Regions from separate parts of the Homo sapiens genome. Here region 1 is linked to region 2. Evidence: chromatin loops called from intact Hi-C (ENCODE). Cell type or tissue: dorsolateral prefrontal cortex. All regions are shown on one strand.

The links. Peaks named below come from ENCODE experiments on the same cell type or tissue, not always from the same donor. Only the 100,000 strongest peaks of a DNase experiment are listed, where the experiment ranks them.
Region 1: a loop joins it to region 2, with 11 times the contacts of the local background. A loop is called at or near these places in 89 of 110 quality-filtered maps.

Annotation. Positions count from the first base shown.
Region 1 is chr3:43,149,042-43,157,041 of GRCh38, forward strand. LOC105377051 (a long non-coding RNA gene) reads left to right here and starts at 2,538. Exons shown (of 3, transcript XR_940777.3): 1 at 2,538-2,592; 2 at 3,078-3,135; 3 at 3,773-4,088. In dorsolateral prefrontal cortex, CTCF peaks have their summits at 4,992 and 6,869; DNase peaks (open chromatin) are centred at 4,925 and 6,870; H3K4me3 peaks cover 1,390 bases; H3K27ac peaks cover 2,384 bases.
Region 2 is chr3:42,958,279-42,966,278 of GRCh38, forward strand. No RefSeq gene overlaps it. Among named protein-coding and RNA genes, the nearest start is that of GASK1A, 17 kb to the right of the region's middle. In dorsolateral prefrontal cortex, CTCF peaks have their summits at 3,527 (motif pointing right) and 3,726; a DNase peak (open chromatin) is centred at 3,556; H3K27ac peaks cover 377 bases.

The sequences.
Region 1 (8,000 bases), 190 kb after region 2:
TGGACTTTCCAGACTGCAGAACTGTGAGCAACAAATTTCTATGTTTATAAATTACCCAATCTAAGGTATTTTATTATAGCAGCCAGGACAAACCAAGACAGCTTCCAAATAAATTATCTGTACCCAAATTCTAGTCTCAAGATCTGCTTTATAAGGAATCAAAAGTGATACAGATGCTATGACACACTGTCAACCTGGGTGAGTTGCGGGCATGACTGCTCTGCCTACCAGTCCTGAGAGATGCACAGACGTCAGTGGAGATGCTCAGGCTGCAGTTGCTTTCATGACCTAATATAGATACTGTGTTGTTACCTTTCCCTTCATTGCCACTCTTGTGTCTTTATGTGGCTTGGTCATATTTTAACAGGAAAGATACATTATGAACCAATAGTAGAAATGAAGCTTAGAGATGAGATCCAAAACGCAAGACATTTTATCAAGGTCTAGGCAGGGGGAGGAAAGGAAGGGATAGGAGAATGAAGCAGAGGACAGAGACATGTCTCTACTAGGAAAAAATCCTGCTCATCTAAGAGCTCAAATAACTAGCTAGGCAAGGACGAGATCACAAAATCACTCTAGGCCACAGGATACAGTCAAATAGCATCACATAAGCAAAGCAACCGGTGAGTATTTGTTCCAATTACTATTTCTGTGTAACAAACTACTCCAAACTTAGTAGGGTAAAGCAACCACCATTTTGTTATGCTGATGAATCCTGTGGGTGTGAAATTTAGAAACTACATGTATCACTCCATTCTCACACTGCTATAAAGAACTGCCCAAGACTGGGTAATTTAGAAAGGAAAGAGGTTTAATGGTCTCACAGTTCCACATGGCTGGAGAGGTTTCAGGAAGCTTACAATCATGGTGGAAGTGGATGGGGAAGTAAGGCACCTTCTTCACAAAGTGGCAGGAGGGAGAAGTGCCCAGCGAAGGGGGTAAGAGCCCCTATAAAACCATCATATCTTGTGAGAACTCACTCACTATCATGAAAACAGCATTGGGGAACTGCCCCATGAGTCAATGACCTTCACCTGGTCTGTCTCTTGGCACATGGGGATTATGGGGATTACAATTCAAGATGAGATTTGGGTGGGGACACAAAGCCAAACCATATCACTACACAATAGGACCAGCTTGTGTCTGCCTTTATGATATCTGGAGTCTCAGCTGGGAAGGAAGGTTTGAAAGCTGGGAGTGACCCAACAGCTGGGGTATGGAACCACTGAAGGCTCATTTACTCACAGGTCTAATGGTTGATGCTGGCTGTTGACTGGATCCCCAGCTGGGACTGCCAGCTATGGCATCTACATGGGTCCTTTCCATATGGTTGCTTAGATCTCCTTATAGCATGGTAGCTGGGTTCCAGGAGTAAGCATCCCGATATAGGCAGAAGCTATATTGACTTTTATGACCCAGAAATAACCAAGTGTCATTTTCAATACCCTCAGAAGTTCACCCCAAATTGAGGGGAAGGAATATGGAATGAACACAATGTCTCAATGAGAAGAGTGTCATTGAGAGAAATCACTTTGAAAGAAGATAATGTGGGTTGAGAGACATTGCTGCACACATCTTAGGAAATGCAGTCTGCCACAATGTTCACTGAGCATCTACTATGTGTTTAGCCCTGTTTCAAGGGCTATGAGGTTCTCAAGATGGAGCCCTAGTGTCTGAATCCATGTTGGCTGGAAGGGGCTTCACACACTCCAGTTAGGGCTACTTCCTGGCTCACAGTGGCTCTACCTTCTCTGGGAACAGCCTTGAGATTGGTTGAGGATGGACAGCTTGTGCAAGCAAGGTCAAAACAGTCTTTTCTTAATTTCTCTAGCTGGTTCTGAGAAAAGTGGGGCAGCTGTTTCTAGCCATGTGTAGGAGGCCAGCCTGCACTAGGCAAGAATAAAGCTGACACTCGGAGAGAAACAGAAATGAGAGAGAGAGAGAGCCTCACAGCCTTTAGTTTCAGGCATCTCTGAGACCCATCAGCACCTTTGCCTTTCCCAGGTGTACATGAAATATCCTAGATCCTTCCCAAATAATTTCAAAAAAAAACAACAACAACAACAACAACTAAGCTTTTGAAGTTGAATGCTGTCACTTGCAACTGAAAGTGTTCTGCCACGCACAGGTATAAATAAGATGGAGCATTGTCCACAAGGGCTGGCCCCAGAGCAAGTAAGAACAATGTCAGCCATCAGATTCAAGGGTCAAGAGGGAGGTCATCATCTAATGGTGGGGTTAGATGTCAGGAGAGAAGGACACCAAGAGCTGGTCAGGAAATAGAGTTCAAGGGGACAAATGGAAGGTTTTGGAGTCACGCAGACACAAATTCAAATCCTGTCTCAGAGATTTGTTGCTGAACCTCTCAGAGCCTCAGTCTCCTTGTCTGTAAAATGGAACTAATGCCCATCTCATGGATTATTGAGAAGACTCAATGGCTACTGTTAGGATTTTGTACAAGGGCAGTTACCTGGGAAACCATGATTCATTCATATAGAAGTGCAAGATTCTGAATTGTTATTGTTCTACTCAACTTCATTTTATCTGAACCCGATTACTCAGCTGGGACATCACTCTCATGTAGAAACTGCTGTGAGTGTCTCATCCCATACCCTCCTGGGCCACCTCTGAGTTTGCCTGCAGATGGGGAATAGAGAACCCTACATGCTGCTGGTTTTCCTCCCCAAGCATGTATATTCTTTGCTCTTCTATATGAGGTGTTTTTTCACCATTGTGGGTGTTTGCTCTATCAAGAAATGAAGGGGAGATTATCCCCTGGGCTACTCTCATCCAACAAGGAAGAGAATCAGTGGACAAATGCTGCATCTTCCCTGTCTTCCAATGGAACAGTTGTGTTCTTCATGGTTTCTCAGGGGTCTGCCACAGAATTGAGCCCCAGCTGCTCACAGTGGTTACCCACTCATGAGCATATATCTGCTGGTTTTTCTCCTTTTCCTGTCTCACTTCCCTACCTCCAAACTTGGGAGTCTTACTACTTCCTGGGCTTTACCCAAGAATAGGGGTCCAGATGCTATCTATCCCCAGATTCTCTCAAACCTGTCTTATTGTTGTCCCAGAACTCACCAGGGATGCAGGAGGCTGGATGCAGGACTCCCCAGCTCATGGACCAAGCAGGTCTGTAGAATCTTTCCTGCTCTGTTGCTCTTTCCTGCAGCCAGGGAAATCTCTAGTTTTAGAATCAGGATGATTTGCTCTTACATTATTGTTCTTCCAAATCTATTATCTTTTTCATATTCTTGCTGAGTTCTATTGGGTCTAAAACATTAAAAGTCAGGAAAAAATATCCTTTTTCTCTAATCTACACTGCTTCCCTGAGGCAAAGAAATGCAAAAATAAGCTAAACAAAGCCTGGCTGATTAAATAAGAGTAAGGGTTGGGGAAAGGGCTGAGTATAGGAAAATATGATAAGAAAAACTCAGTCGGTATTTCAGAATATTAACCCACCTCATAGAGACAAGAAAAGTGAGGTACAAAGAGATCAAATGTCATGGTCAAGGCTCACACAGTTAATAAAAGAGCTGGGACCAGGTCCCAATGATGTGCTACATTTAGCCAAAAGTGTGGCTTTCAGAAAGTGCGTTGAAATCCACAATACCACATAGAATTAGGGTCCCCGAAGAGTAAGGTCTTCAGTACTTGCTGCATTAAATCAAATTCTGTCTTGCAGATCTTCAGTGTCTGCTGCATTAAATCAAATTCTGTCTTGCGGGTCTTCAGTTCCTGCTGCATTAAATCAAATTCTGTCTTGCAGAGACTAACATTGGCAGGGATCCAAAAAAAGTCTTTGCAGCACAGGACTATCCATTGTGAACGGCAACCACAGTCAGCAAGGCTCTGTTCCTTTAACGTGAAGACATTTTCCTTGTGGCGCTTGGTATTGCACATTTGATCTGTGTTCCATGCACAGCTTAGGCACTGAAAAGTAACCAGCTAACTTAGAGATTTCACCAACAGGTCCAGAACCATCTCCAGCTTCAGCTTGCCTTGATTTAGCCTGCAGGGTCTGTGCTCAGTCACCGAGCCAACCTTCGAAGTTGCGGAACGGGAAATAAGGGTCATGGAGTCTGAATGCATATTGTATACTGGATTTTTCTTTGGCTTGCTAATGTATTCAGATCAGAAATGAATAATGATTCTGTGCAGCAAGGTTACCAGTCCTTTCAATCTTTTTGAGCATTATTTTTGTTCTTCACCTCTGAAGACAGCACAGAGAGGATGGGTTCAGAGGAAATAAATGTTCCCTATACTCCTGGGTGTGCTCTCGTGTTCAGCCTTGTGGCCTGCCCCTCTCTCTGGGTGTCAGATGTCCGTATTCACTGCAGCCCTGTGCAGCTGCGTGAGACACTGGGTGACTTGCAAAAAATCCATGACGCGGAATCCATAGACAAATAGCAATGGTAAATTTATGAGCTAGGTTTCTTATGCGTCGTTATTTCAAGCCACTAGAATCGTATAATATTGCCTTCCCTGACAAGGCTCTAATACCCACTTGGCACAATCCCTCTGTTACGCCTTTTCTTGTAGGAAGAAAAAGAAGAAACAGTAGATGATGCTAACAAGCAGCATGTGAGTCACTGTGTGACCTTGGGAGCGATTCAAGGTCTGAGCATCTTCAAGTGCTGCGGGATAAGGCCAACCGTGCCATGTGGGTGATGTCATGGGGTGGGGGAGGTGTCAAGGGATGCAACCCTTCTGGCCTTGCAGTTTTCTGCTCCATAGAGGCCTGACAGGGCTGTCCCTACAATAACTCCTGGGCTCTGAGCCACTTCCCCAGATCCCAGCCGCTCCCCCGGCCTTGCCAGCTGAGACTTTTGGAACAGGTCCGGACTGGGTTTCACTGTTTTCAGATTTCCAAGGGGAGCTAGGAGTGTATTACAGCTTCATGAGATCAGCCTCAGAAGGTCCGTGAGGGATGCGTTTGCATCTGGGGAAATTACACAAAGGAGGCCCTCTGCCGTCAGGAGGGGATTGTTCTGGTAAAGGAGCGTCTCCCACCCCAGGCAGCTCCCAGCTGACTGCTCTAATGGACAGTGGTGGTTGGGTGCACAAGCATTGTAAATGAGCTTATAAGCCAACGTTCATTTCTTTTTACTTTGAAATCTGTGAGATGGCAGCAGGTCCGTTTCCTTAATGGTATTTATTTTAGAGATAATCAAATGTATTTGAAAGGTGTGATCCCACAGCAATAAAGGTGTAGGGAGGCAGCCCTGAAAACTGAAGGAGACCATGATATCCATCAGCTCTACTGTGCACACCAGATGTACTGCCCAGGTACCCCCTCAGCAGTGGAGCACTTTTCCTGCAGCTGCAAAGAGCACTATCAGCAGCTCTTTCAGGAAAGCACTTCAGCTCAAGAAAACTGCCTTATCCAATGCCACACCTGCTTCCAACTCAGATGGGCCTCCTGGGTCAACCCAGAGGTAAAAAGGCCTTGGTCTTTTGCCCCAACTTAGGGCTCTAAATCTCTAAAGCTGAGGTCTTTATTGGTATTGCACTGCAGTTCAGTTCAACTTCTCCTGCTCAATCCTGCCTGCATCCCTTTCCTTCCACAGGTATTGATCCCAAGAACCCTCCCTAATACACCTCTTGCAAATGATTCTCTGTCTCAGAGTTTGTTGTGTTGCTCTCTGCCAGCCCCCTCAGTTTCCATTCCTCCTGTCCATCAGCACCTCGAGTTTATTTGGGAGTTGCCTGTCCCACATTGTGACAGAGTCTTGGAGGGGCTGTAAACCAGTCCACTGTCAGCCCAGGGCCAACTGCATGGCATGAGCCAATCACACTTTCTCTGGGCCTTTGCAGCTTGGCTGAGACACATAAGACAATGAATGGGGCTTGCCCATTCCAGGGACGCACCTAGACTGGACAGCCAGGTTGTTCTTCTCTCCTGTTCCCACATCCAATTATCTTACTTCCCAGCCACACTGAGAGATATCTTATGTCCCTGCAACAATTTCCCATTTTGCTTGTCAGCCAGATTAGGTTTTTGTTGTTTTAATGGAATCCGGATCTGAACACAGACTTGGGCAGGGGCAGGAAGGGGAGAACAGCCAAAAAGAGGAGGCCTCTGAAGCCGGGCCCTGCAGTGGGAGAAGGAGCTGGCAGGGGAAAGAAGGGCTGAGGGTCCTCCAGGGAGAGGAGCAGCATGTGCAGAGGCCTGGGGCTGACAGGAAGCCAGGCATGGTTCAGAAGTGCAAGCAGAGGATGAACAAAAAGGTTTCCTGTGCTTCTAAATAGGACCCCAGGGTCTGTTTGCTGAAACACCAGAGCACGAGGTATATGCAGAGCATGGCGTCCGTGGGTTTTTCTAGGCAGTACCTTTGAGTTTCCAGAAAGAAGATGTTGTGAGCCAACAGCTGAGGACCAGCCTTGGCCCACACTCCTTAGAAGCTGTGACTGCAACTGTTCACTCTCAGGGAGGCACAGTCATTTGTGTTCTCATTCCCATAGGGTGGAGGTGATGGTGGGGAAAAGGGTGGAGAAAGCAAGGCTGAAACAGAGTGTGAGGTGCTGGGATGGGAGGGCGTCGATGTGGGAATAAATGTTCAGGCAGGCAGGATGGCTGTTAGGCAGCACATGGTCTCCAGGGCCGAAACAGGGAAGAGGCCTGAAATACGGGCAGCCCTGTAGTTAACAAGGATGGTGGAATCTACAGGGATAGAGGACCATCAGGTATCAGAGGGCATAGGGATGGGGGGATGCCCCAGCCTACATTATCACAAGAGAAAGGAAGAGGAGTCATGGTGGCCACAGCCCTTCTTCTTCTGGAAATCCTTCCCTGCCTCAGAGATGCTCCTCACCCGAATTCCCGCAGCAGCGTCCGTTTACTGCCTGCTGCCCTCGCCTGGAATCTTAGGAAACTACCACCACTGCAACCACAGGCGTGTTCTTCAAAGAGTGAGTCAGCCATTGGCCAAGGCAGGAATCCAATGGAAGGGTGTCAGAGCTGGAAGGAACCGGAGGGATCATTTTTGTACAGCCACTCCATTTTACAAATAAAGAAACTGAGGCCCAGGAAGGGGTCTTAGGCCACATTAGTGGACTTGAGCTTCCTAATCTACAGTCACAGATGATCTCTGTGGCTCAAATTTCATCCAAACCTGGGAAATAGAGGATACCCCTACGAGCACACTCTTGTAGTTTAGGTACAGGTGTTACAGAAACGTGTCCACAGTCAACCACTAATGTAGCTGTTTATAATTCCAAACATGCTGAATTACAGAGCCCTTAAGGAAGGATTAAAAGACAAATAAAGAGAGACTTGGTTCCTTATCTCTCAGGGCAAATCTCCAATCATTGATACTCCTAGATTCAAGATATGCAGGGAGAAGGGATGGAACAGAAGCGCCTGAATGTCTTGTTGCTGGGTTCCACATGCTTTTGGTAACCAAGCTAATGTCCAGAAGCATGAGGTCTGAAAGCCCACCTGGATCCAAGCAGCTATGGTTCTCTTCTATTCTCAGGCATGAACCCAGGCTTTCTCTTTTGAAATCCAGCTACGCAAGGAAGTCTCTGACTCTCAGGAAGTGCCTGGATTGTCTTGTACATAAAATGAAGTATTCATCTTCTACGGGATGCTGAAGGTGAAACAAGATCCTATTTCTAGCCATCCTCTTCCTTTGGAAGAGCCAAAGTACTGGACGTGCATCAGGCCAGTAGGAATATACCTTCTTTCTGAAATGGTGATTATAAATTATAGACAGCAACAACAGCCCCAAAGTGGCAGGTGTTGACAGGAGTAAAAAGGGAGGAAATAAGAGCTCTCTGTGTTTAAATGCTGAGTTGGGAGCTTTGGGTACCACCTACCAGGTTGTAAAAATCTGTAGGAGAAACTTTGAAACCACAAATATACCTCATTGCCCCCATTAAGAACCCACTATGGTAAGGTGTGTCCTCCAGGCTGAGATACAGCAGGAATCCAGGAACTGGTCCATGAGCACGTGTGGGTAGTGTGAGGGGGCAGGGCAAGGGTGCCTGCCAAG
Region 2 (8,000 bases):
TACTGTAACTTTTATTATTATTATTATACTTTAAGTTCTAGGATACATGTGCACAACATGCAGGTTTGATACATAGGTACACATGTGCCATGTTGGTTTGCTGCACCCATCAACTCGTCACTTTTACATTAGGTATTTCTCCTAATGCTCTCCCTCCCCCAGCCCTACTGTAACTTTTAATAGATATTCTTTATGAGATGAAGGGGAATCCCTCTGTTTCTAGTTTTAGCAAGGTTTTTTCCTTTCTTTTCTTTCCTTCCTTCCTTCTCTTTTCTTTCCTTCTCTTTTCTCTCTTCTTTTCTTTCTTTTTTTTTTGAGACAGAGTCTTATTCTGTAGCCCAGGCTAGAGTGCAGTGGTACAATCACAGATCACTGCAGCTTCAGTCTCCCAGGCTCAAGCAGTCCTCCTGCCCCAGTCTCCCAAAAGTTGGAACTATAGATACGTGTCACCATGCCCAGCTAATTTTTTTTTTATTTTTAGTAGAGATGAAGTCTCACTATGTTTGTTGTCCAGGTTGGTCTTGAACTCCTGAGCCCAAGCGATCCTTCCTCCTTGGCCTCCCAAAGTGCTGGGATTAGAGGTGTGATCCACTGTGCCCAGCCAGTAAGGTTTTTTCCTTAATTTATAATTAGGAAAGAAAAGAAGGCTGAATTTTATCAGATGCTCTTTTGAAATCTATTGCGATGAACATAGGATTTTTATCCTTTAATCTATTAATGTAGCCAATTACATTGATTGATTTGTTATGTTAAATCTTTCATCCCTGAAATAAACTAATATTTGTAATGATATATTAGCTCCCTCTCCCCTTTTTAAAATTTGATGTTTGATTTACTATTTGTAAATATGTATACTATATAGTATTATACAGCAAACTTCCCTGTATTTACTACTTTACCTGCATCTCCAAATTTTGTTACCTTCGTAACAAATATGTATACTATATTGTATAGTATAGACTATTTTGGCATCCATGCTCGCGAATGATATTGGGCTCTAAATTTTCTTTTTATACTGTCCTCATCGGGTTTTGTGCTATCAAGATTGTGATAGCCTCATACAATGAGTTGGGGAGGATATACCTTTTTCTTTCATTCTCTGGAAGACTTTATGTAACATTGGCATTGTTTTTTCCATATTAATTTTGTGGAAGCCCAATTGAATGCTTCTGGGCGTGGAGATTTCTTTGCAGGAAGATTTTAATTACAGATGCAGTCTATTTCATAGGAAGATTTCAGATTTTAAAAATTTTCTTTCTGTTGTATTTTTCTGAAAAAATTTTCATTTCCTGTTAAACTTGTAAATGTAGTGGCGTAAAGTTATTCATATTATTTTATTTTTAATTATTATAGAATCTGCACTTATGTCTTTTTCATTCATGAAAAAGAGGTTATTTGTGACCTCTCATTTTTCTTGATCAATCTCACTAGAAGTTTATCCATGCTATTTGTCTTTTCAAAGGACTTTAAATTTAACTTTAATCTTCTTTATTGTATGTTTGTTTTCCCTTTTATTAATTTTTGCTCTCATCTTTACTAACTTCTTCCTTCTATCCTTTGTTTTTGCTTTTCTTTTTCTAACTTGGGCTAGTGTTTAACTGTTTAGTTTTCCACCTTTTTATTTTTTAATATATGAGTTTAGGCTGTAAACTTCTCTGTATTTACTACTTTGTCTGCATCTCCAAATGTTGCTATCTTCATTTTCATTCAGTTCCAAAAATTTTCTAATTTATATTATGAATATATTCTTTGATCCATTTGTTATTTAAAAGTGTATTTCTTAATTTCAAAATACATGAGGATTTTCTAGTTATTTTTTGTAACTGATTTCTAGCTTGGCTGAATACTTTTAAAATAATATACTCTTATGATTTCAGTCCTTTGAAATATGTTGCGACTGTACAATGGACACTTAATTTTAAGAAATGTTCCATACTTTAAAACAACATATATATTTTGCAATTTTTGGTTGCAGTATTCTATAAAGATCCATCAGGCCAACTTTGTTTTATATTCTTCAAATCTCTTATACCTCGACTAATATTTGTCTGTTTGTTCTATCGTTATTTTAACCTCTCCTATTGCTTCTGGATGTGTCCGTGTTTCCTTGTTTGCTTGGTAAACTTGGAGGCCATGTTTTCGAGTCTGCAGAGGGCCTAATGAGTTGGAGCTGGCATGACTGAAATGTCAGTGGATGGGTAGGCTTCATGCCACTGTCTGTGGTCCTGAAATGTCGTGCTCAAGATCCATTTTTAATTTTTTCTCCTAACCTGGGACAGCAGTGGTTCCTATGGATTCTTGCAGGGATTCTGAGACTGGGTAGGGGAAAGGTAACAAGTTGGGGAGAAAGGAGAGAGGAGAGAAACAGACAAGGGATCAGGAAAGCAGAGTTGCCAAAGGATTACCAGGGAGAAAAAAGAGAGGTTGTTATTTTGAAATGTTTTCAAATATTCCTGGTTGACAAAAAGGAAATTATTACTTTTGCAGAGAAAGTTTTGAGGGCTTTCCCCTATTGCTTCCCACAATACCCTCAAATGCTACCCTTGTGAAGATGGGTATTTTGTATCCCTCAAACACAACAGAAAGCTCAGCTTCTTGCTCTGTGAAGTCCAGAGGTGACCCTGCTCAGACTCCATGCACAGCATCCTGTTCTCTTTGGCTAGAATTCCTCTCCCCAACCCCCCATTTATAGTCCATCTGGAGAACTACTCATCCTAAACACTCTTTTGGCTCAGAAGCCCTGGAGGCCTTAGCTCATCAACTCAGGCAAGTTGAATTCCTCTTTCTCCTCCAGGTATCAAGAGAAGCCTGCTAACTCCTTTCTCATAGCTCTGGTTATATTATTCATGTTCATGACTGTCTGTTGCCCACCTAGAGATACTTGCGGGCAGAGGACTGGTGTTCTAGTCATCTTTGTCACCCTAGCCCCATACACAATTATTGGCACATAGGAGGTACTTAATATGTATTGAATCGAGTGAGTGAAATGATTTCTGAAGTCAGTGGATATATCATATATTGGACAGTTGAATCACTTTTATATTAGTTTGCTCAAAAACATTTATTAAGCTCATTCTCCATGCCAAGCATCATGTTTGGTGCTAAGATTACATCTTTGAACAAACTGTCCTCATATTGTTCAGGAAAACCCCTAAGTAGATAGGCAGCCATATATGGTAGAAGACAGGAACTGTGACAAGAAATATATTTTTATAAATCCCACATTGAGAGTTCAGCTGGCAGTAAATAGGAGTAGGGTGGGGTTTGTGCAGGTTAAAGTCTATAAAATGCCATGGCAAGAGGTTGAATTAGAGCCTGATTATGAAGTTAGGAGGCCCAAAACACAGTGGGCACATATTCACAGATCTTGTTGAGGAACAGATGGAGGGATCAACTGTGTTCACTGCCCTTTATTTATCTTATTTCTCTCTCCACCCCTGTGAAGCCAAGACATTATACAGTAGCTAGGAAAGACTCACGGCTGAATCTGGGCATGGAACAACTTCCATATGGAATGTTGGCCACTTGGTGGTGCTATTTGCTTCTTCAAATTCTCGTTATTTAAAATATTTCTTTCTTGTACCGTTGATTCTGGGATCAGCCTGGATGTGTCAAACACTGCCTGCCAGGCTTAGAGCTCAGTGCATTTCTTCCCTTTTATTCCTGCTGATGGGATTGCTGGCCATGACCGGTGAGAGGAATCAAGGAACCCATTACTATGAGTTCTCAGGATTCATCTTCAAATCTCAAATGATGTGGTCAATTAAACCAAATTAAAAACAAGCTCTTGTTAAAAGCAAGTTAAAAACAAGCTCTTGACCTTGAGAAGAAATGATTGGTATTAGGAAGACTGTTGAGCTGATACTGCCCTTCATTCATTCTCTACCCTGGTGCTTGGATACAGGAGCAAAGTAAGAAAATAATCACAGCTTTATTGAGGGCTCTATGAGCAAGGCTTGGTGAGGATGGAAGAGAATGGAGCTATCAGTTGATGAGAACCTACTAGGTGTTGAGCTCCTTACATTCATTGCCTATTTAAAACTTTCTAACAACTTCATGTGTAAGCGTTGTCCCGATTTAAAAAAAAAAATAGATGTGGAAACTGAACCTGGAGAAGGTGTGTAATTTGTCCAAGGTTGCACAGGCAAAGGGGCAAAATTCAGCTTTAAACCCAGGACTGTTTCCACAGCTCCAAGTTCCCTTTATTCATGGGATTTGTAAGATGGAGCCCCTGCCACTGTAGCATTTATAACTTACTTTGGAGAATAAGATTCCTGAAAGTACGTTTAATAAAAAAAAAAGATGTCCAGCTATGTACGGCAGCTCACGCCTGTAATCCCAGCACTTTGAGAGGCAAAGGGGGGAGGATAGCTTGAGGCTAAGAGTTTAAGACTAACCTGGGCAACATGGCAAGACCCTGTCTCTAAAAAACAAAATTAGCCAGTTGTGGTGGCATGCACCTGTAGTCCAAGCTACTCAGGAGGCTAAGGTGAGAGGGTCGCTTGAGCCCAGGAGTTTGAGGCTGCAGTGAGCCATGATGGCGCCACTGCACTCCAGTGCAGAGTGCAGGCTACAGAATGAGACCCCATCACAAAAAAAGAAAAGAAAAAAGACGCCAACAACTTAATATTAATGAAAGATATCTTTGCTGACATGTAAATGGTCACAATATATTGTTAAGTGAGAAAAAGCAAGCTTGAGACTAGCAAGGTAGTCTTTAGCAGAGGCAAATATTGAGATTTATTGTACCCTCCACCCAGATCAAGGTAGCATAGAAGGCTTCCTCAAGTTTTCTTACAGTCAGTCTCCTCCCAAGGGTTAGATATCATTATGATTTATATTACTATAGGTTAGTGTTATCTATTCTACATATAAATAAAATCATTTAATATGTACTCTTTTATGTTTAGATGCTTTCACCACAATATATCTGTGAGATTTATCCATGTTGTATGCAGCAGAGGCTTTTTAAAATTGCTGAATACTCTTCCATTGACTGAATATACCACAAGTTGATGGATATTTGGTTGGTTTTAGGTTTGGGACTATTGTGAATAAAGCTAGTATGAACATCCTTTTATATGCCTTTGGGATAACTTATTCAGTACTCCTTTTTGGAGAGAGATATATTATGTATATGTATCTATTTACATATGTATATGTAAATAGATACATATACATAATATATGTATATGTATGCTAAACATATGCCTACCCTATAATAAAACAATTCCATTCACATATATATGTATTTGTATATATGTAAATATATAGCCTGTATGAAAAAGCAAGCTTGAGACTAGCATAATTAATTTGGTCGTAATACACACTTTTTTTGGTCATAATATACACATACGTAATATACACATACATATATATGGGAATGGAACTGTTATAGGGTAGGCAATTGCATTTTTTACATATTGAAGGTTTATGACAAACCTGCATTGAGCAAGCCTATCAGCGCCGTTTTTCCAACATCATCTTCTCACTTCATATCTCTGTATCACATTTTGGTAATTCTTGCAATATTTTAAAGTCCTTCATTGTTATTACATCTGTTATAGCAATCTGTGATCAATGATCTTAGTTGTTAGTATTGTAATAGTTTTGGAGCACCATGACCCTCATCCATATAAGACGGCAAAGTTACTCAATAAATGTTGGGTGTGTTCTGACTGCTCCAGGAAGCAGCCATTTTCTCCATCACCCTCCCACTCCTCAGACCTTAATAATATTTAAATTAGGCCAACTAATAACTATAAAATGGCCTCTAAGTGTTCAGGTGAAAGGAAGAGTCACACATCTCTTACTTTTAATTAAAAGCTAGAAATGATTAAGCTTAGTGAAGATGGCATGTGAAAAGTCAAGACAGGCCAAAAGTTGAGCCCCTTGCCCCAAACAGCCAATTTGTGAATGCAAAGGAAAAGTTCTTGAAGGAAATTAGAAGTGCTACCCTAGTGAATTCACGAAAGTGAAATAACTTTTAGTGGTCTGGATAGAGGATTAAACGAGACACAACATTCCCTTAAGCCAAAGCCGAATCCAGAGCAAGATCCTAACTCTCTCCAGTTCTATGAAGGCTGAGAGATGAGGAAGCTGCAGAAGAACAGTTTGAAGCTAGCGGAGGTTGGTTTGTGAGGTTTAAGGAACAAAGCTGCCTTCATAACATAAAAGAGCAAGATGAAGCAGCAAGTGCTGACAGAGAAACTGCAGCAGGTTATCTAGATCTAGCTAAGATAATTGATGAAGATGTCTACACTAAACAACAGATTTTCAATGCAGATGATACAACCTTATGTTGGAAGAAGAGGACTTTCATAGCTAGAAAGGAGAAGTCAGTGTCTAGCTTCAAAGCTTCGAAGTGCAGGCTGACTCTCTTAATGAGCTGATGCAGCAGGTGACTTTAAGTTGAAACCAATGCTCATTTCCTATTCAAAAAAAATCCTAGGGCCCTTCAGAATTAAGTGAAATCTGCTCTGCCTGTGCTCTATAAATGGAACAACAGCTAGATGACAGTACATCTGTTTACTGAATATTGTTTTACTGAATATTTTAAGCCTATTTTGATATCTATTACTCAGAAAAAAAAGATTTCTTTCAAAATATTATTGCTTATTGACAATGCACCTAGTCACCCGGGAGCTCTGATGGAGATGCACAAGGAGATGAATTCATGTTGTTTTCATGCCTGCTGACAAAACATCCATTCTGCAGCCCCTGGACCAAGGAGTAATTTCAACTTTCAAGTCTTATTATTTCAGACATACATTTTGTAGGACCATAGCTGCCATAGACGGTGATTCCTCTGATGGATTTGGACAAAGTAAATTGAAAACCTCCTAGAAAGGATTCACCGTTCTAGATGTCATTAAGAACATTCGTGATTCGTGGGAGGAGGTCAAAATATCAACATTAAGAAGAGTTCGGAAGACGTTGATTCCAACCCTCATGGATGATTTTGCAGGGACTCAAGCCTTCAATGGAGGAAGTCACTGCAGATGTGGAGGAAATGGAGAAATAGAAGTAGACCCTGAAGATGTGACTGAATTGCTACAATCTCATGATTGAACTTGAATAGATAAGAAGTAGCTTCTTATGGATGAGCAAAGAAAGTGGTTTCTTGAAACAGAATCTCCTCCAATTTTGAAAAAGTTCTACTGTGGGTAAAATGCTATCCAACAGCATTGCATGCTACAGAGAAACCTTTTATGAAAGGAAGAATCAATCAATGTGGCAAACTTCATAGTTGTCTTATTTTAAGAAATTGCTACAGCCATGCCAACCTCAGCAACCACCACCCTGATCGTCAGCAGCCATCAACATTGAGGCAAGACCTTCCACCAGCAAAAGATTATGACTCGTTGGAGTCTCAGATGATCATTAGCATTTTTATCCATAAAGCATTTTACAATTAAGGTTATACATTGTTATTAGGTTGGTGCAAAAGTAATTCCGGTTTTTATCATTACTTTTAATGGTGCCAACCTATAATATTTTAGACATAATACTATTGCACATTTAATAAACTACACTATGGTGTAAACATAACTGCATTGTGCTGTTCGCTTTATTGCAGTGGTCTGGAACTGAACCTGCAGTATCTCTGAAGTATGCCTGTTGTAATGATTTATACTGTCCCTAGCAATGTTTGAGAGTTTTTAATTGCTCCACATTCTCCTTCTCATTAGTCATTTTAGTATCAACCATTCTGGTAGGGATATAGTGGTAACTCATTTTAGTTTTCATTTATATTTGCCTAATGACTAATGATGTTGAGTACTGTTTTTTAATGCTTATTGGCCATTTGGATATTCTGTATATGACATGCCTGTTCAAATTTTTGGCACCCCTTTTTCCCCCATGGAGCTGATTGTCTTTAAAAAAAAATGATTTGAACTTTTTAACATATTCTGGATAAAATCTGTGAATACATACTGTGAATATGCCAGTCTGTGGCTTGCCTCCTCACTCTCCTAATTAATAGTGTCTTTTGATGC